Linked DNA regions of Homo sapiens: regions 1 and 3 are each linked to region 2. A link is a contact called in ENCODE Hi-C or POLR2A ChIA-PET data. All regions are on one chromosome and are shown on one strand. The core of a region is the stretch at or near the end of the contact, and the rest is flanking DNA. Distances in the headings are between cores, read along the strand shown.

What was found. A loop is a pair of places that touch in the nucleus more often than their neighbours do. ChIA-PET counts read pairs that join two places held with the same protein, here RNA polymerase II (POLR2A). Pooled maps may share reads with other maps.
Region 1: a map of PC-9 shows a loop between it and region 2 (7-fold over the local background). The contact joins two enhancer-like sites. A Hi-C loop is called at or near these places in 4 of 168 maps with a recorded cell type or tissue (HepG2, IMR-90, PC-9 and 1 more), 1 of 37 single-sample maps with no recorded cell type and 11 of 50 pooled maps. POLR2A ChIA-PET finds 5 or more read pairs at or near these places in 6 of 52 experiments (AG04450, SK-N-SH, WTC11 and 3 more).
Region 3: POLR2A ChIA-PET joins it to region 2 with 10 read pairs in PC-9. The contact joins the promoter of HIF1A-AS2 here to the enhancer-like site in region 2. A Hi-C loop is called at or near these places in 1 of 37 single-sample maps with no recorded cell type and 3 of 50 pooled maps. POLR2A ChIA-PET finds 5 or more read pairs at or near these places in 7 of 52 experiments (BJ, GM12878, IMR-90 and 3 more).

Annotation. Positions count from the first base shown.
Region 1 is chr14:61,471,022-61,474,416 of GRCh38, forward strand. All of the region lies in intron 9 of PRKCH (protein kinase C eta), which reads left to right. Among named protein-coding and RNA genes, the nearest start is that of PRKCH-AS2, 73 kb to the right of the region's middle. Within about 2 kb of position 1,355, at least 16 of the 41 ENCODE cell types and tissues checked have a DNase peak (open chromatin) inside an H3K27ac peak, as active enhancers do; they include PC-9, where a contact is called at or near this core.
Region 2 is chr14:61,615,084-61,618,371 of GRCh38, forward strand. The region is part of intron 1 of LINC03033 (long intergenic non-protein coding RNA 3033); the gene reads left to right. Among named protein-coding and RNA genes, the nearest start is that of LINC01303, 46 kb to the left of the region's middle. Within about 2 kb of position 1,633, at least 4 of the 41 ENCODE cell types and tissues checked have a DNase peak (open chromatin) inside an H3K27ac peak, as active enhancers do; they include IMR-90 and PC-9, where a contact is called at or near this core.
Region 3 is chr14:61,746,874-61,750,369 of GRCh38, forward strand. HIF1A-AS2 (HIF1A antisense RNA 2) reads right to left here and starts at 2,216. Exons shown (of 1, transcript NR_045406.1): 1 at 166-2,216. It overlaps HIF1A (hypoxia inducible factor 1 subunit alpha), which reads left to right. Exons shown (of 15, transcript NM_001530.4): 15 at 61-1,385. The coding sequence ends at 212. All of the region lies in intron 1 of HIF1A-AS3 (HIF1A antisense RNA 3), which reads right to left.

The sequences.
Region 1 (3,395 bases), core at 105-2,604, 140 kb before region 2:
CAGACCTTCTACAATCATATCTACCAGTGGTGAAAGGCAGTTCAAGATGAGTTGGACACAATCAAGAAAAATAGGGAACAAATATGTCATAGCTCCTCTCTGTCTGCTGTCTATAGAAGGAGGCTAATAGCAGCAGATCTGGTGAGGGCCAGTGGCCCATGGACCTGCCTGCCCCAAGGCAGCAATCATGGGAGTGGGGTCAAGGAAACACTAAGGAGGTACACCTGATAGGACTTTTTAAAGAGGAGTGGCCAGGGTTCTGGCCGGTTTGAAGCCTGGAGAGAATGGAATGGCATGAGTTCAGTTTTGGGGACATTCAGTGGTAAGACTGGTTTCTGTTTTCTCTTCTGGAAGCTCATAGATACAGGATCTGCTCATTCACTTGATTTGTGCCTCTTATTTGGGCTTCAGGACACATCTCTGGCCAATCGCAATTAAAACACCATGCCCAGTTAGCCATCATCGCCACTCAGAGCTGTCTGCTTTACCGGGCTAAAAAAAATGATCTTTATCACCAGTTGTAAGTGACTTAAAAAAAAAAAGTACCCTTCCACATTGCTCAGAACTTTGCCGTCACCTTCTTGACCCTCACCAACAGGTCAGGTTGTTTTAATAATCTAGTGGCTGGTAAGCTTTCATCCTTTACAATTAAAAAAAAAATCACTGATTTGCATAATGCAGTGCCATTTGCCTACTTTGTTGGGGGTGGGGGCTGTCCTGTTCATTGTGGATGTTTAGCAGCATCCCAAAATACCAGCAGCACCTCTCCAGTTATAACAACCAAACATATCGCCAGACATTGGTTCCCAGGGGGGAAGAATCTCCCCTGGCTCCCTTACATGACTGTCAGGTGATTGTCTTTGGTATGAAAAGTCAAATGGGTTAGACGATCACTTTTCTTTTTATAGAAGCCAAAGCCAAATGTGTCAGACCTTCTTTATGAAAATATAAGCGTTATTTTTTTTCTGAGTTTGTAGAAAGGCAAAGTTCCTGTTGGGGGCTCATTACAGCTGTTGGTGCCTGCACTGACAGTGGCATTGTTAGGGATGGAGCCCCTGAGCTCGGGGGAGACAGCGGAAGCGTGCAGCGTCTGTTTAATGTGAGTGAGGGCTGGCATGCTGCTGGCAGCTCTCAACAGTGAAGCCTGCTGCTCGATAAGGCATTATTATCAGAGCCTGGGGGCATCCAGGGAGCAAAAGATTAGCTGACTGAGCATATATCTAAAATGGGTTATTTTTAAAAAGCAAGCAGTACAAATACTGCAGCTTGTCTTGTTTTAGCATTTAATAATTACACTTTCACTTTACCAGCAAGGCATTGAGTCAGTGGCATTTTATGAAAAGCATCCTCCCAAACCTGAACTTTGTGAGTCAGATTCCCATCCTGTGTGTGGTACATGTGGTTGGATTGTACAAACAGATAATCAGAGTTTTGCAAAATGTTTCCCAACCAGCATGGGAAAACGTGCTGATAGCAATATGATTGGGCTTTGAGGGAGAGCCACTTGCTGGCTTTTTTTCTTTTGTTTCCCATACATGGAAATGCCATTTCAACTTGAAATGTGGATACCTTACCAGAGGATTGCTTGAGCCCGGGAGGTTGAGGCTGCATTAGCGAACTGGGACTGCACCACTGCATTCCAGCCTGGATGACAAAGTGAGACTCCTGTCTCAATTTTTTAAAAACCCACACACAAAAAAAACAACAAAACAAAAAGTAGAACCTTAAATGCTATCTTAAGGCTGAATAGTCTCTAAATATTGAAAGTAGACCCTAGCCAAAAGAGACATTACCTGTTTCTGTAATATAATGAATGGTATTAGTGTACTTATCTTGCATTTTAAATTCAATTCTGTAAATGTTTATGGAGCATGCATTATGTGCCAGGGATGAAGACACAAGAACAAAATGTGGACCTGCCTTTTAATTGCTTACAGTCAAAGGTCATGATAACACCATGTGATGGAGAGAAGAAAGTCATGATTGATCCTCGTGGAGGTTGGAAGGACTTCCCAGAGGAGGGGCTGTGTGAGCTGTGTTTTGAAGATGAATAGGGATCTTATAGTCACAAGAGGAGGGCATAGACTCCCAGACAGAGGTAACAGCAGTGCAAAGGCACAGAGGCTTAAAATTGCAGGATGTGCCCAGGAAACCCCAAATGACTAGATGAGGCAGATTTGTAAGAAGGGAAATGGTGGTGGTTGGCGGCGGGGGTAGGGGGGTGGTGATGAAGAAGCAAAGTCATAATGGGTCTGATGTCCTTTGCTGAGGAGCTTAGACTAAACTGTTTAGGTAAAAGGAGCCAGCAAAATCTTTAAGTGAGGGAGTAACATAAGATTTGCATGTTAGAAGGCTCTCTCTGGCTGCTATGTACAGAGGGAGGCTAATGGCAGCAGATCTGGTGAGGATGCTGGGCCCGTGATCTGGGAACTTGCCTGCCCCAAGGCAGCAATCATGGGAGTGGAGTCAAGGAAACACTAAAGAAGTAGACATGATAGGACTTTTTAAGTGGGAATGGCCAGGGCTCTGGCCATTTGGAAGCCTAAAGAGAATGGAATAGCATGAGTTCGGTTTGGGGGAAATTCAGTGGTAAGATGCTTGTTTGTCAGAAACACACTTGAGATGGGAGATCAGTTTGGTGTCATCCATGTCCTCTTGGTAAGTGGAAACTATAATATAAAATCTTTCAGGCCAGGTGCAGTGGCTCACACCTGTAATCCCAGCACTTTGGGAGGCCAAGGTGAGTGGATCACCTGAGGTCAGGAGTTCGAGACCAGCCTGGCCAACATGGCAAAACCCTGTCTCTACTAAAAATACAAAAATTAGCCGGGCATGGTGGCACGCACCTGTAATCCCAGCTACTCAGGAGGTTGAGGCAGGGAGAATCGCTTGCACCCGGGAGGCAAAGGTTGCAGTGAACCAAGATCACGCCATTGCACTCCAGCCTGGGCAACAGAGCGAGACTCTGTCTTAAAAAAAAAAAAAATCAAAAATCTTTTAGTAGATGTTTATAGAGAGAGAAGAGAGGAGACTTGAAGAAGGAATTCTAAGTAAGGGTTAAGGTTGAGTGGAAAAAAGAAGAAGAATCAGAAGGAAGTGGTTTCATAGTAGGATAAATCAAGTGCTGAGATGAAGTCAGTTCACTAACAGACTCAGAGTTCTATTGGATACGGCATGAGGTTCTTGGTGTCACCATCTTAGGATCTGCTCATTTTTGGGGTTTTAAGAACCTGTCTGAACTCCACTTAGCCAACTGAAGCTTGCCTTCAAAGTTAACACAATGTGCTTTCTCCCATATAAACCTTTTAAGCTGTTTCTGATGACTGTTCCCCTTCCTGTTAGAGCTCCACCTCTTTTAATTTAGCCTCCATACCTTTAGAGTAAGGTCTGCAACT
Region 2 (3,288 bases), core at 383-2,882:
CATGCCGAAACCATCCCCCCATGGTCTATGGAAAAATTGTCTTCCATGAAACCACTCCCTGGTGCTAAAAAGATTGGGGACCGCTTACATAGGCGACAAAACAATATTGCTCTTTTAATGTATAAAGCACAGATATGCATACATTATACAAATTCACAGTATATCTGAGGGATTAAAAATTCACGGGGGGTCCATTTAGGAAAAAATATCTACCAAGGGTCCTTAGGAGGGGAAATAATGCTTTTTTAAAAAACTGTTGAAAAACACCGTGAACCCGAAGGAACCCAAAGTAAGACAAATACAAGCAGTTTCTCTGTTAGGATGACTGATCAAATAGGAACTTCGACCTCTAGTTTTTTACCTCAGTTATTTGGTATGTACAAGTATAATAAAATAATAATTTAAAAAACAGATATGGACCCAGCCCCTAAGATGCTTCTGGCCCCGAGACAAACACCTATCATCAATGTGTTGATTGTGGAGTCCCCCACGACTTCATTGCCGCTACCAGAGTCACCTACACACTTCTCCCCACCTCACCACTGACTCCCCACCATCATTTCACTTTCCTTTCCTGATAGCCTAAGTAGAATCATTTTGGATTAAGAGCTAGAATCAGGGTTCCTTCATTTCTTTTTTCAGCGAGAAAAAAAAAAATCAGAAAACTCTAAGCCTACATAGAACTCCACTGTTAAAATCCGTAAAGGGTACACGGGAACTCAGTTATTATGAGAGTGAATTAGCTGGAAAAGGGCGGCCAGGTGCTGTGGGGAGTGGAGAGTGTGAGAATGAAGCATCGGTCAGGAAATGCTTCCCAGCATGTAGGCAAGGAAGAGATCTCCTGCACAGGCTGGAGGGAGGACATCCAGGATCCGCTTGTACTTTCACATCAAGGGCAGGAGGTTAGAGCAGGCCACAGGTGAAACTTCGAGGCCAGGCTCTATTTAGCCTGGAGTCCAGAGTATTATGGTGGGATATGGGAGTGCTCAGAGTGTCATATGTAGAAATGACCCTCTCTGCAGAAAGCCGAATATTGTGAAGAGCAAGGGGAATGTTGAGAAACCAGTAAGGTGGTTACAACTAGCCATGGGTATCCGGCTGCCCAAACAAAGAGATCAAGTCCGTTCTGCATCATTGTTCACTGACCCAGTGCCCCACATTCTTGAAACTGGCCCAAGAAAGATTTTTTTTATGGTATTTATAAAAATGCTAGTCAAAGTGCTCTGTTATCATAGCTCATTTTAAAATACAGCACAAGACTGATAAACGCCATTGTTCCAACTTGGCTCCCAGGCAAGAAGGAGGCCCAGGGCTCTGACTTCGGCCAGCCTGGGCTCCAGGAGCCTGGCTGGGTGGAGGGAGGGCAGGGCTGACTGGGAGAGAAGGTAACTGGAGATGGAATTGTAAGATCCATGGGCTGTTTGCAGAAAGGCAGATTCTCACGTGTGGATGGTGTAGGTAGGAGCAAACTAGAAAGATTCTCAAAGTCTCTTTCTTAGCCCTCTGATTCAGTGAGCTTCATTATCTTATTTAAGTGCCCAAGAGACTTTCTCCTTGTAAGCTAGCCGTTGGAGAAGCTTCTAAAGTTTGGATAGCACACAAGGTAAAATTCCACTCCTGCACAAAGGGCCTCATTTGTGGAGAGTGAGTCACGATGATTTCCAGCATGTCTAGCAAATGCTTATGGATGTTAAGGGTCTAAACTGCCTCCTGCCCACAGATGAAACTGAGGAGCTCATTTGAAGATATAACAGTTTTAAGAATAAAAATACCTTAGCTTTACTGAGAGCTTACTAAGTGCCACTTTATGATAATTATTTTATTATTGTAACAACTCTTTGAGGTTATTGCGTGGTTATTGGTGCCTATTTTACAGATGGGAAGACTGATGCTCAGCTCAAGTAATTGGCCTTCAGGGTCACATAGCTGGAAGATGGAGTAGTTTGGAGTAGTTAGGTTAAGTCCAGGGACTATTCACTGCACTTCCTCTCAAAGTGGCAGAACAATTGTTTTATTGGAAGTGTTAATCACTGATTACTTTTAAAGATGGATGGGTAAAGATAACAAGAGAGACCTTTGACTGCAGAGATTCCCTCAGCTTGTACTTGAGATGGGAGAGTTAAAGACCAATATATAACAGTGGTAGGCCCTTTAGTGTATTTATCTGTGAACACCACAGTACCCTTTGGCTTAGCAATGGTCCCCTAACTCCCTGAATTTCCTCCTAGAGAGTGCCAAGTGCATGAAGAAAGTAGGTAGACCTCTGTGATTTTCCTGCATCCTGTAAAATGTCCTCAGGTTACCTTCAAGTATGTGGTTTATAGAGGGTTGTAGCATCATAAAAAGAGCTCCCTCCTCTTGCCACACATTTTTCAATCTACCTATCTGTGGTTTCAAATCTCAAATGTCTCATCAACTCCTGCCACCTCAGCTACCTGAGCAACTTCAATCTCTCTCGCTCTGTTTGTCTCCAAGATGGCTGCCATTAATTCCCTCCCTCCCTATGGCTTCATGTCATCCCTCATCAAGCGACAGAGTCTATTCCTTCACTCCTTTTGAATCCATCAGTGCAGGCCTTAATGACTTGCATGACCAAAAGAAAGCCATGGAAGTGATATTCTGTGGCTTTCAAATTTAGGTCAAAAAAACCTTGCCGCTTCCACCTAGGTCTCTTGGAAGTGAGTTGTCATGGAATGAGTGTGATTATCCTGAGACTGTCATTCTGTAAGAAGCCTGGGAGGGGAGAGAGATGCCAAGGAGCACCAAGGCACCCCATGTGCAGGTGAAGCAGCCATTGGGAAAGCAGACCCTCCAGTCTCAACCCCTGCTGCTGACACCACATGGATCAAAGCCAAACCACCCAGCTAAGCCCTTTTTCAATTCCTGACCCACAAAATCATGGGGCAAAATAAAATGTTTTCTTTGAAGCCATCCAGTTTGGGGATAGTTTTTGTTTTGTTGTTTTGCTTTTGAGACGGAGTCTTACTCTGTCGCCCAAGCTGGAGTGCAGTGGCACCATCTCGGCTCACTGCAACCTCTGCCTCCTAGGTTCAAGCGATTCTCGTGCCTCAGCCTCGCTAGTAGCTAGGATTACAGGAGCATTTCACCACACCTGGCTAATTTTTATATTTTTAGTAAAGACAGGGTCTCACCATGTTGGCCAGGCTGGTCTTGAACTCCTGACCTCAAGTGATCCACCTGCCTCGGCCTCCCAAAGTGCTTGGACTACAGGCGTGAGCCACCACACCTGGCTGGGGTAGTTTTTTATGTAACAATAGTTAAACTGAA
Region 3 (3,496 bases), core at 966-3,465, 130 kb after region 2:
GTTTAATAAATATTCATTGACTAGATGAATGTATACTTAGGTATCTCTTTTGTTTTTCAGATTTAGCATGTAGACTGCTGGGGCAATCAATGGATGAAAGTGGATTACCACAGCTGACCAGTTATGATTGTGAAGTTAATGCTCCTATACAAGGCAGCAGAAACCTACTGCAGGGTGAAGAATTACTCAGAGCTTTGGATCAAGTTAACTGAGCTTTTTCTTAATTTCATTCCTTTTTTTGGACACTGGTGGCTCATTACCTAAAGCAGTCTATTTATATTTTCTACATCTAATTTTAGAAGCCTGGCTACAATACTGCACAAACTTGGTTAGTTCAATTTTGATCCCCTTTCTACTTAATTTACATTAATGCTCTTTTTTAGTATGTTCTTTAATGCTGGATCACAGACAGCTCATTTTCTCAGTTTTTTGGTATTTAAACCATTGCATTGCAGTAGCATCATTTTAAAAAATGCACCTTTTTATTTATTTATTTTTGGCTAGGGAGTTTATCCCTTTTTCGAATTATTTTTAAGAAGATGCCAATATAATTTTTGTAAGAAGGCAGTAACCTTTCATCATGATCATAGGCAGTTGAAAAATTTTTACACCTTTTTTTTCACATTTTACATAAATAATAATGCTTTGCCAGCAGTACGTGGTAGCCACAATTGCACAATATATTTTCTTAAAAAATACCAGCAGTTACTCATGGAATATATTCTGCGTTTATAAAACTAGTTTTTAAGAAGAAATTTTTTTTGGCCTATGAAATTGTTAAACCTGGAACATGACATTGTTAATCATATAATAATGATTCTTAAATGCTGTATGGTTTATTATTTAAATGGGTAAAGCCATTTACATAATATAGAAAGATATGCATATATCTAGAAGGTATGTGGCATTTATTTGGATAAAATTCTCAATTCAGAGAAATCATCTGATGTTTCTATAGTCACTTTGCCAGCTCAAAAGAAAACAATACCCTATGTAGTTGTGGAAGTTTATGCTAATATTGTGTAACTGATATTAAACCTAAATGTTCTGCCTACCCTGTTGGTATAAAGATATTTTGAGCAGACTGTAAACAAGAAAAAAAAAATCATGCATTCTTAGCAAAATTGCCTAGTATGTTAATTTGCTCAAAATACAATGTTTGATTTTATGCACTTTGTCGCTATTAACATCCTTTTTTTCATGTAGATTTCAATAATTGAGTAATTTTAGAAGCATTATTTTAGGAATATATAGTTGTCACAGTAAATATCTTGTTTTTTCTATGTACATTGTACAAATTTTTCATTCCTTTTGCTCTTTGTGGTTGGATCTAACACTAACTGTATTGTTTTGTTACATCAAATAAACATCTTCTGTGGACCAGGCCCCTTTGATCAGCTTTTATGTTCAAATATTAATAATATTTGCTTCAACACCTCCAACTCATAAAATTGTTTACCAACAATTTAAGCACTTATGAAAATTACATGGTACTGGTTATTTCTACATTTATCTTAGTGCCATCACCTTAATGTATGTTGAGTCCCTAAATGTCATGTTAAATAATAACAACCATAATATCCCATTGAAAAGAGTATGTTGTTAGAAAAGAAACATCATTTTTAAGTTTCTGAGCCTATTAAAATGCTCAAACACAAAATATTAGTATTTTTAAAATATGAATGGGATGAGTGAAGCAGTTCTCAGCATTATAGTCACAATGTTACAAAGGCTAGAGCTTCTCTGAAGATTTCTAATCTGTTCCCATTAACAGATTAATAAATTTAGACTTCAAATGAATAATTTGCCCAAGCTTTAAAAGTAATAGATGGCAGACCAAAAATGTAAGCTTAAGTTTCCTGACTCTAAAGTCAAACTTAGAACAAATTTGGTTTGTTTTTGTTTTAATGATACTGCGTTTTAAAACAAAGTAGCTTTATCCTTTTTCTCCTGTATTTTTCTTTTACAAAATAGCTGTATTTCTTTTATACTGATAATCTCATTTTTAAAAATCAGACAGTGTAGAAAGATATTTTTTAAAACAGAAAAATCACTATGAATCCCTGCACCTACAGGTACAGAAAATTATTTTTATGAACAAATTATGTAGGAAGTGCCAGAGCCTTAGGTCCTTTACCCTGAGGTATATATACTGAACAAAAGGAACTGAGCCACAGATCTCTTAGGTAGCTCTTTTTATCTTACAATGGAGGACAGTGATTACAATTATATGAAAATTTTGGAACAAAAGTTAATACTAAGATTCAGTGCAAAATTTGGGGGGGGGGGGGGCACAGGTATACTTAAGCACAAACACTGTGACCCAAAGTGCTTCAACATTTAGTTACAGATAGTAGTATACTAGAAGTGGTATTTTAGAATAAAGTGGTTGCTTAGTATTCACAGGTCACAAAACAAAAAATTATTCTTGTATAGCAAATTAGCTTCAGTTGAAAACTATTTGTAAAAGCAGATTATGTAATGACCAGGAGTTCAGGAAAATGACTTCTGAAAGCATTGAGAAGGGAAAGCCACGTTAAAGGACAGTACAGCTGGAAGGAAGCAAGTACTTACCCACTGCTCAGTCACTAAGACAACAAGCTCCTTGGAGTGCTTTAAGCTACGGAATAGCAGAACTGGCCCTTCCCAATTTTATGCACCGTCACAAATTTCTTCATAATGGTTTTGTCCAAGGCTTATAACCCAACCCTGGCAACTATAATCCTTACTTTATGAAACAGCTGTATTTCTTTTATACTCATAACCCAGAAAAATGAGAATGTATGTTCTGAGTATAAAAGAAATGTAGCTATTCCATAAAAATACAGGAGAAAAAGAATAAAGCTATTTTAATTTTTTTAATGCAGTATCATTAAAAAACAAACCAAGTTTGTTCTAAGTTTGACTTTAGAGTCAGGAGACTTAAGCTTACATTTCTGGTCTGCCATCTATTACTTTTAGAGCTTGGGTAAATCTTCATTTGAGATCTAAATGCTATATATAGTTCATTCATAGCAGTACCAGATAAGGGAGGAGTATATCTATACAGTATATAGTCTTGAAGAAGTGATCTAAGGCTCGGAGCTTTTGAGGTGGCCATGAGTGACTCCAAAGTCCATGGAGCTAACCACCCTGCAGTGCTAGCCAATCCAGTTGAACATACCCTTTTCTCCATTGTTAACTGTTTGTTTAAATAGCAAACAGAAGGCGGCAATGGAGGTGTGGAAAACTGAGGATCCGATGTCACTTGAAAGTAATGAGATCACATAACATTGAGGGAATGTCCTAAGAGGAGTGGCAGGGCATAAATAGAAATGAATAAAAGTGTTTTCAAGTGCCATTTAGTGGGTTCTGAATTTGAACTAGAGATTGAGATATCCAGTTATGGAGACATTAACTCAAATTAACAAGGTAGTGAATGGGAAAGCACAAACTATAAAAGACTGTATCAATGTATGGTATTTTTTCCCAGAGCTGTTTTGACTTAATGGCATAA